Linked DNA regions of Homo sapiens: regions 2 and 3 are each linked to region 1. Evidence: read pairs that join two places in POLR2A ChIA-PET (ENCODE). Cell type or tissue: MCF 10A. All regions are shown on one strand. Region 1 overlaps MEGF9 (multiple EGF like domains 9). Region 2 overlaps CDK5RAP2 (CDK5 regulatory subunit associated protein 2). Region 3 overlaps MEGF9 (multiple EGF like domains 9).

Region 1 (2,500 bases):
CAGGGTGTGGTGGCATGCACCATAATTCCAGCTAGGCAGGAGGCTGAGGCAGAATTGCCTGAAACCACGAGGCGGAGGTTGCAGTGGGCTGAGATGGTGCCACTGCATTCCAGCCTGGGCAACAGAGTGGAACTCCATCTCAAAAAAAAAAACAAAAAACAAAAAAAAACTAGAAGAGAAGTAACCAAGACAGTAAGAAAATTTGAAACCATGTCACATAAAGATCAGTTGAAGGAGCTGAAATTATTTGGCCAAGACAGAGAGGGATCATGATCCCTGTCCCCTAACCTGTAAGAGCTGTCATGGCACAGAGACAGCCAACTTTTTCTGCATGGCCCCAACGGGCAGAGCCAGATCAATCAGTTAACTAAAGTAAGAAATTTCAGCTAAGCCTATGGAAATATTTCTTCAAATGTAGAGCCACATTAGGAGGTAGTGGCATTTAAAGTCCTATCTACCCCTAAGGGTCCATAATTTTTAAAATCAAACATTTGGGCCAGCGTGCGGCAGCTCACACCTATAATCCCAGCACTTTGGGAGGCCGCGGTGGGCAGATTACCTGAGGTCAGAAGTTCGAGACCAGCCTGGCCAACATGGTGAAACCCCATCTCTACTAAAAATACAAAAATTAGCCAGGCATGGTGGTGCGCACCTGTAATCCCAGCTACTTGGGAAGCTGAGGCAAGAGAATCGCTTGAACCCGGAGGTGGAGGTTGCAGTGAGCCAATCTAGCCTGGGCAAAAAGAGCGAAACTCCGTCTCAAAAAAAAAAAAAAAAAAAATCAAACATTTGTCATTACCTTAGTGTCTTACTGATTATTATTACCTCTGGTATCACAGCATCTCTCTTCACCCTGCTTAAAATGTCCTACCCAGGGCCAGGCACGGTGGCTTACACCTGTAATTACAGTACTTTGGGAGGCCAAGGTGGACAGATCACCTGAGGTCGGGAATCCGAGACCAGCCTGACCAACATGGAGAAACACTGTCTTTACTAAAAACACAAAATTAGCTGGGCATGGTGGCACATGCCTGTAATCCCAGCTACTTGGAAGACTGAGGAGAATCGCTTGAACCCGGGAGGTGGAGGTTGTGGTGAGCCGAGATAGCACCATTGCACTCCAGCCTGGGCAACAAGAGCGAAACTCCGTCTTAAAAAAAAAAAAAAAAAAAAAAGTCCTACCCAGCCAACCAATCAGTGAATGTTTTGCTGGGTTTGTGGGAGAAAAAGTGCCTGCTTGCTGGGCAATTAGTTTCAGTTTGCAGATCAGTGTCCTTGTAAACAAAAAAGGGCCCTAACTGAGGGGCAGGCAAGAGCTCTCAGCTAGATCTCCATGAAAGAAATTATTATTAATTCAAAAAGCATCTATAAGACCTATTCAATCAAATAATATATTATCAGTGGCATTAGTTCTTACAGGAACGTTGAAATTAAAAAATACTGTACAACCATCTTCTCAAATGCCAGGGAATCCAACTTTGCAAGCCAAACCAGTTGTCTCAAATTCAATTATAAGTTTTCCTTCTGCCAAAGAGATATGTTTTCTGTTTAAAGTAGACTGGAGCCCATGCTCCATACTTGATCAGATCACTGTAAAGTCAATTTAGCTGCTGAGAACTAGATATTGGCAATCTAGAGTGAATTCACAGAGAAGTACAAACTACCTAATATTTAAAACACAGGAAAGTTATCGAAATTGGACATCCTTCCAAGATTTTTTCACCCAAAGACCATCACAGACGTAAGTATAATGTTAGTTCATGAAAATTATTAAAAGCCTTGAACAACAGTTCAGATGACAAATATTACTCAATCCAGCTTTACTGCAGTGTATACTGAATTGGATTCTAAGCAACTCCAGTGAAAGTATTAGAGAATATAGTAAATAGATGATGGATTTAACAAAAATACTCTGTGCTGCTTCCTCTCTGCTTTTTAAAGTGAAGCCTAGAAGCAATCTAAGTGTCCATAAATAAGGGCTTGGTTAAATAAATTATGATACATTCTTACCCTGGAAAATGCAACTATTAAAAAGAATAAAGTAGACCCTAGATACCGATATTTTTTTTAAAAGTCCATGATACATAGTTAAGTGAATACCACAAGTTGCAAAACATGTATAGAATTATTCCATTTTGATTTTTTAAAATCTATTTTTAAATACCCTGTGTGTATGTTCATATATGCCCAGCAAAAACAGCTGAAAAAAGATCTGACAAATTGCTAACAGTAGTAACCTCTAGGGACTGACTGAAACTAGGAGGCAGTGAAGGAGTGACTTTCCCTTTTTCCTTTGTGGACTTCTGGTTGTTTATATTTTTTTGCCAGTAGGGGTTACCTTTGGGGTTGAAAAATAACAACACAAAAATAGTAAAAGTAAAATAACATGAATTACACAGATTTATTTATCAGATACTAACCAAAGTAAGTGATCTTTCTACTTAAATGCTACTGTATGCTTAAAACTCCAGAGAATCTAATTCATTCTTTTTCTATTATA
Region 2 (2,500 bases), 180 kb before region 1:
ACAGTTGTTATAATTATTACTTTTTTTTTTTAACATGTAACAATTAGCATTTTGTCAGAAGACCCTCAGAATAGCCTTTCTGCAGCTAAACCAAGAAAGCAACTTAGTTTGGGAGAAAGAAGAAAGATTTTGCAGTCAGACAGAGCTGCCCTAGTGAAGCACAGCTTCCTGGGATGAAGGTAAAGAGGGAGACAAAGGTAACTAAAGCACCTAGCAATGCACTAGGAGACAAGGTGCCAGGCAGCACCAGTGCAATGCCCCAGAAAACCTGGAAAGAGGTGTAAGATTGCCCTCTAGGGGCTCAACTTTGAAATCGTCACATAATCAATGGGAGAGGTAGTCACCGAACTATATACACTTAAAATTGAAGCACTGTGTTGTATGTAATTTATACACCAATAAAACTGAATTTTTTTTTTTTTTTAGTTACCTTAAAGCAAGTTCTACATAGAGAAAAGAAAAAGTAGGCAGGCCTGGTGGGGACTCCTGTGGCCAAGCTGGAGCACCAAGCCCATCTAAGGGGAGGGGTAGCCTCAATCCAGCAAGATGATACCCAGGGCTGCCAATCTCCTAGGTTTTAAACAGAAGGTGGAAATCCAGACTTCTGCATGAAATTCAATTTTTTACATACTGGCAACTAATTCACACTTTAAAAAATACTGTAAGCCAAACAGATCATATCTGTTGGCATATTTGATCTGCAGGACTTCCCAGTATTAACTGCCTTAAAGACACAGAGCAGCTCAAAGGCCAGATTGAAGACAATAAAGTAGCTAAAGCATGCACCTTTAAAAAGGGTGGTGGGAGCCCAGAAAGATATTGGCAGAGTCCATCCACGTGAGGGGTCCCTGGGCCCTAAAGATTCAATACCTTGCCCTGCCCAACAGTGAGTCAATCTGTGTCGCAGATCTGGATCCGTCTCACCAGGGCAAAACCAAGGACTCTGGCTCCAGTTTTCTGCTAACCATCTGACCTTGACTTAGCTTCCTAGGCAGGCCTGCCTTCAGGGAGGGAACACGCTGATCCTACACACCCAGGAAGGTTTCACCACAAAGAGGGCCACACCCTGAGCAAAAATCCAGAGCTGGCATCTGACTGCTGCACTGATCTCTGGGAGTGCGCCTGGGACACAGCTATCCCTGAGAGACAGCTGCATTCATAGGACTGACATGTTGGGTTTTGGTGCCTCTCCAGTCAGACCTATGGGAAATCCCAGGAAGATGCCGCCTTTAGCAAAGCTCTGATCCGACATCCATGGAGACTCTACCACCTAGAACACAGTAAGTACTTGATACACGTTAACCCTTCCCAAAGTCCCCCTTCCAAAAAAAGATGAGCAATTAAGCTTCTGTGGCACATGCTAACAGGACCACTCTCCTCTAGGATCACCTTAAAATGTGCCAGGCTCTGTACCTTTACGTGCTGTTCTCTCTGCTAGGCAAAGCGTCCTCACCCAACTCGCAGGACTCCTTGTCTGACAAGCCCTCCCCATTCCACGCCCAGGCAGAGCTGATCACACCTTGCTTTTGTCACAGCACGGAACCCTGGGCTCACCTCTATCACGGCATCAATCACGACATATATTTTTTTTAACATCTATCCCCTCCCACACTGAGAGCACCATAGAAGCAGGACAACGTTCAGCCCTGCATTCCCAGCACGCATTCCCAAGGCCACACTCAGTAGTTGGTTAAGGAATGAATCTATACTTCCTCTAATTCAAGCTTTAATTCATACACCCAACCACATCCTAGACTCTACTCACTGAAGCTCACAGGCCCTCAAACCCAACATGTGCCAACTGAAGGTATCATCTTCCCTCTCCCTCCACCCAAAAACATTTCCTCTTTTTCCTTTTCCCCCAACAAAATTCAATAAATTGCACCACCCCACAGCTGCTCATGTTCAAAACCTGGGCAAGGGCCAGGCACAGTGGCTCATGTCTGTAATCCCAGCACTTTGAGAGGCCGGCAAATCACCTGAGGTCAGGTGTTCAAGACCAGCCTGGCCAACATGGTGAAACGCTGTCTCCACTAAAAATACAAAAATTAGCCAGGCTTTTTTGGTGGCGGGCAACTGTAATCCCAGCTGCTCAGGAGGCTGAGGTAAGAGAATCACCTGAACCTGGGAAGCTGAGGTTGCAGTAAGCCAAGATCACGCCACTGCACTCTAGCCTGGAGGACAGAGTTAAGACTCCATCTAAAAAAAAAAAAAAAAAAAAAAAAAATGCCTGGGCAAGGGTGTGTCACTGTAGCTTTTCCCCTTATCCCCCAGATCCAGTCAGTCACCAAGCCCTTCAAGCCCATCACATCCACTCTACCTTCTAGCCTGTTCTCCTCCATTCCCAGCTCTGTCACCTCCACTTTGGTCACCATCAGCTCTTTCCTGGATTTCTGCATCAGCCTGAGAACCAGTCTTCTACCCAGCCCCAGTGTCAATCCATTCCCCAAGGGCAGGCAGAAAGACCTTTCTAAATTTAAATCTGATCTTGTCATTCCCT
Region 3 (2,500 bases), 57 kb before region 1:
CACCCACCTCGGCCTCCCAAAGTGCTGGGATTACAGGCATGAGCCATCGCGCCTGGCCTGTATAATAGGTTTTTAAATAAAAATTGAAGACAATAAGAGAATTTCTTCTGTTTATAATGAACAACTTCTTCCCTAGCATACCAACAAAAAACAAATACCCCAAAATCTACTCATACTCAAGGGTGGTTGATTTAATCCTCCTTTTTGGTATAACACTAATTCTATTCCTCAGTTAAAACAAACAAACAAGCACACACACACACACACACACACACACACACACACACACAAAAAAAAAAAAAAAAAAAACAGGTCAGGCATGGTGGCTCCTGCCTGCAATCCCAGAACTTTGGGAGGCCAAGGCAGATGGATCACTTGAGCCCAGGAGTTGAAGACCAACCTGGGCAACATGGTAAAACCCTGTCTCTACAAAAAATAGGCAGGCGTGGTGGTGCATGCCTGTGGTCCCAGCTACTTGGGAGGCTGAGGTGGGAGGATCCATTGAGCCCAGGAGGTTGAGGCTGCAGCGAGCCATGATTGAGCCACATTGCACTCCAGGCTGGGTGACAGAGCGAGATCTTGTCTTAAAAAAAAAAAAAAAAAAAAAAAAACAGAAACAAAACCAAAAAACCAAAAAGAGATTCAACTAGTAGAGAGTTATTGAGCTGAATCTACGTGCCAGTCTAAGTGGACACAGGCACACACACACACACACACACACGTATGTGCACAATTTAGTTTTCTTCTTTTAAACTTTTTTTAATTTTTAATTTTTATGGATATATAATAGTCATATATATTTATAGGGGACATGTGGTTTTTATATAAGCATACAATGGGTAATGACCTTTGTGTTGGAAACATTCCAAATCTACTCTTCTAGCTTTTTGAAATATACAAAATATATTGTTAACTATAGTCACCTTATTGTGTTACCAAGCACTAGATCTTTATTCTTCTATCTAACTGTATTTTTGTACTAATTATCAGAAAAATCCTTCATGTTAGATATATTAATCCTATTTTACAGATAAAAGCAATGAGGTTCAGAGAGGTCAAACAGCTTAATAAAGGTCACATAGTTAGCCAGTGGCTGAACCAAGAACAGAATCCAAGTCTACCAATTTCAAATTCCGCTCCCTTTCTACTACACGTCATCACACTACTTGTCTACAATTTCCTTTCTCCCTTAACCCACTCACATATAATTTCTAGCAGAGCAGAACACAGAGCTGTTTGCTCAGAGTTCATCCACATCTTCTTGCAAAGTACACAGTCCTGCAACTTTCCATTTCTGTTCTAGTTTCATGTCAATTTAACTTCCTACTAAGAAATTCAGTGCTTAGGGCTATGTGGATTTAGAGCTCCTAAGCCTTCCTTATAAAGACTTCCTTTAAGTACAGGCTTTTAAACTACTTCTGTGATACACTACTTGTTCTGACAAATTGCCTGACATTCTGAAATAATATTTTATTTATTTTATTTATTTTTTTTTTTGAGACAGGGTCTCACTCTGTTGCCCAGGCTGGAGTGTAATAGTGCTATGTCAGCTCACTGCAACTTCCACCTCCCAGGTTCAAGCAATTCTCCCACCTCAGCCTCCCAAGCAGCTGGGATTACAGGCGCATGCCACCACATCCAGCTAATTTTTGTATTTTTAGTAGAGACAGGGTTTCACCATGTTGGCTAGGCTGGTCTTGAACTCCTGACCTCAGGTGATCCACCCACCTCAGCTTCCCAAAGTGCTGGGATTACAGGCGTGGGCCACCGCGCCCGGCCTTTATTTTTTAATAATATTTTTTAAAACTAAAAAAATGACTCTGTTGTGACCAATAGAAGTATAAATTTATCTCAGAAGTTTAATATGCCAAAGACAAACAAGAAATACAGCAAGTAAAGAAACAAAGACTGGAAGGAGCATGGAGGAAAACTTACTGGAAGAGAGGTCAAGAAACTGAGAGGCTGAAGTATTGTTAGGCTCATCTATAGATACTGCAATCATCTAAAATTATGGCAAGTGTAGTGCCAGAGATAACAGTGAGCCAAGTGTAAGAAATAAAGGCTGGTGCCCAGGAGTAGAAACAGCAACAAGGAGGTGTGACAGCATAGTCTGCTGCCATGAGCTTCAAAGGAGTTTTTAGGACGGAGGCTGGGAAGAACACTCTGAGAGCAGCAATGAAGAGTAAGAGAGATATCTATTGCAACTCCAGGTCCAGAAGTAAGAGTGTGAGACAGAAAACAACCATTACCTGCATGAGCTGCAGGGGAAGGAAGATCCTTCCAGATTTCACTTAGAAGAAGATGATAAAGGATTTTAGAAATCAACACACTTTGATGCTATGAGGATAATATAAAACCATGTGTTACCTCATTAAAAAAAGGAAAACTACTAAGGATAACAGAAGCTATCAGGTAGGCACACATAGAAAATAGTCCATATAGAACAGGGAAAAATAATACAGTCAGGTGCAACATGATGACATTTCCGTCAATGACGTAT

What was found. ChIA-PET counts read pairs that join two places held together with the same protein. Peaks named below come from ENCODE experiments on the same cell type or tissue, not always from the same donor. Only the 100,000 strongest peaks of a DNase experiment are listed, where the experiment ranks them.
Region 2: POLR2A ChIA-PET joins it to region 1 with 19 read pairs; 2 of 35 experiments call an interaction of 5 or more read pairs at or near these places.
Region 3: POLR2A ChIA-PET joins it to region 1 with 26 read pairs; 10 of 35 experiments call an interaction of 5 or more read pairs at or near these places.

What each region holds. Positions count from the first base shown.
Region 1 is chr9:120,709,272-120,711,771 of GRCh38, forward strand. All of the region lies in intron 1 of MEGF9 (multiple EGF like domains 9), which reads right to left. Among named protein-coding and RNA genes, the nearest start is that of MEGF9, 3.9 kb to the right of the region's middle. In MCF 10A, no CTCF peak of the experiment used is centred here; a DNase peak (open chromatin) is centred at 1,230.
Region 2 is chr9:120,531,597-120,534,096 of GRCh38, forward strand. All of the region lies in intron 7 of CDK5RAP2 (CDK5 regulatory subunit associated protein 2), which reads right to left. Among named protein-coding and RNA genes, the nearest start is that of CDK5RAP2, 47 kb to the right of the region's middle. In MCF 10A, a CTCF peak has its summit at 293 (motif pointing left); DNase peaks (open chromatin) are centred at 285 and 1,055.
Region 3 is chr9:120,651,893-120,654,392 of GRCh38, forward strand. All of the region lies in intron 2 of MEGF9 (multiple EGF like domains 9), which reads right to left. Among named protein-coding and RNA genes, the nearest start is that of MEGF9, 61 kb to the right of the region's middle. In MCF 10A, no CTCF peak of the experiment used is centred here; no DNase peak of the experiment used is centred here.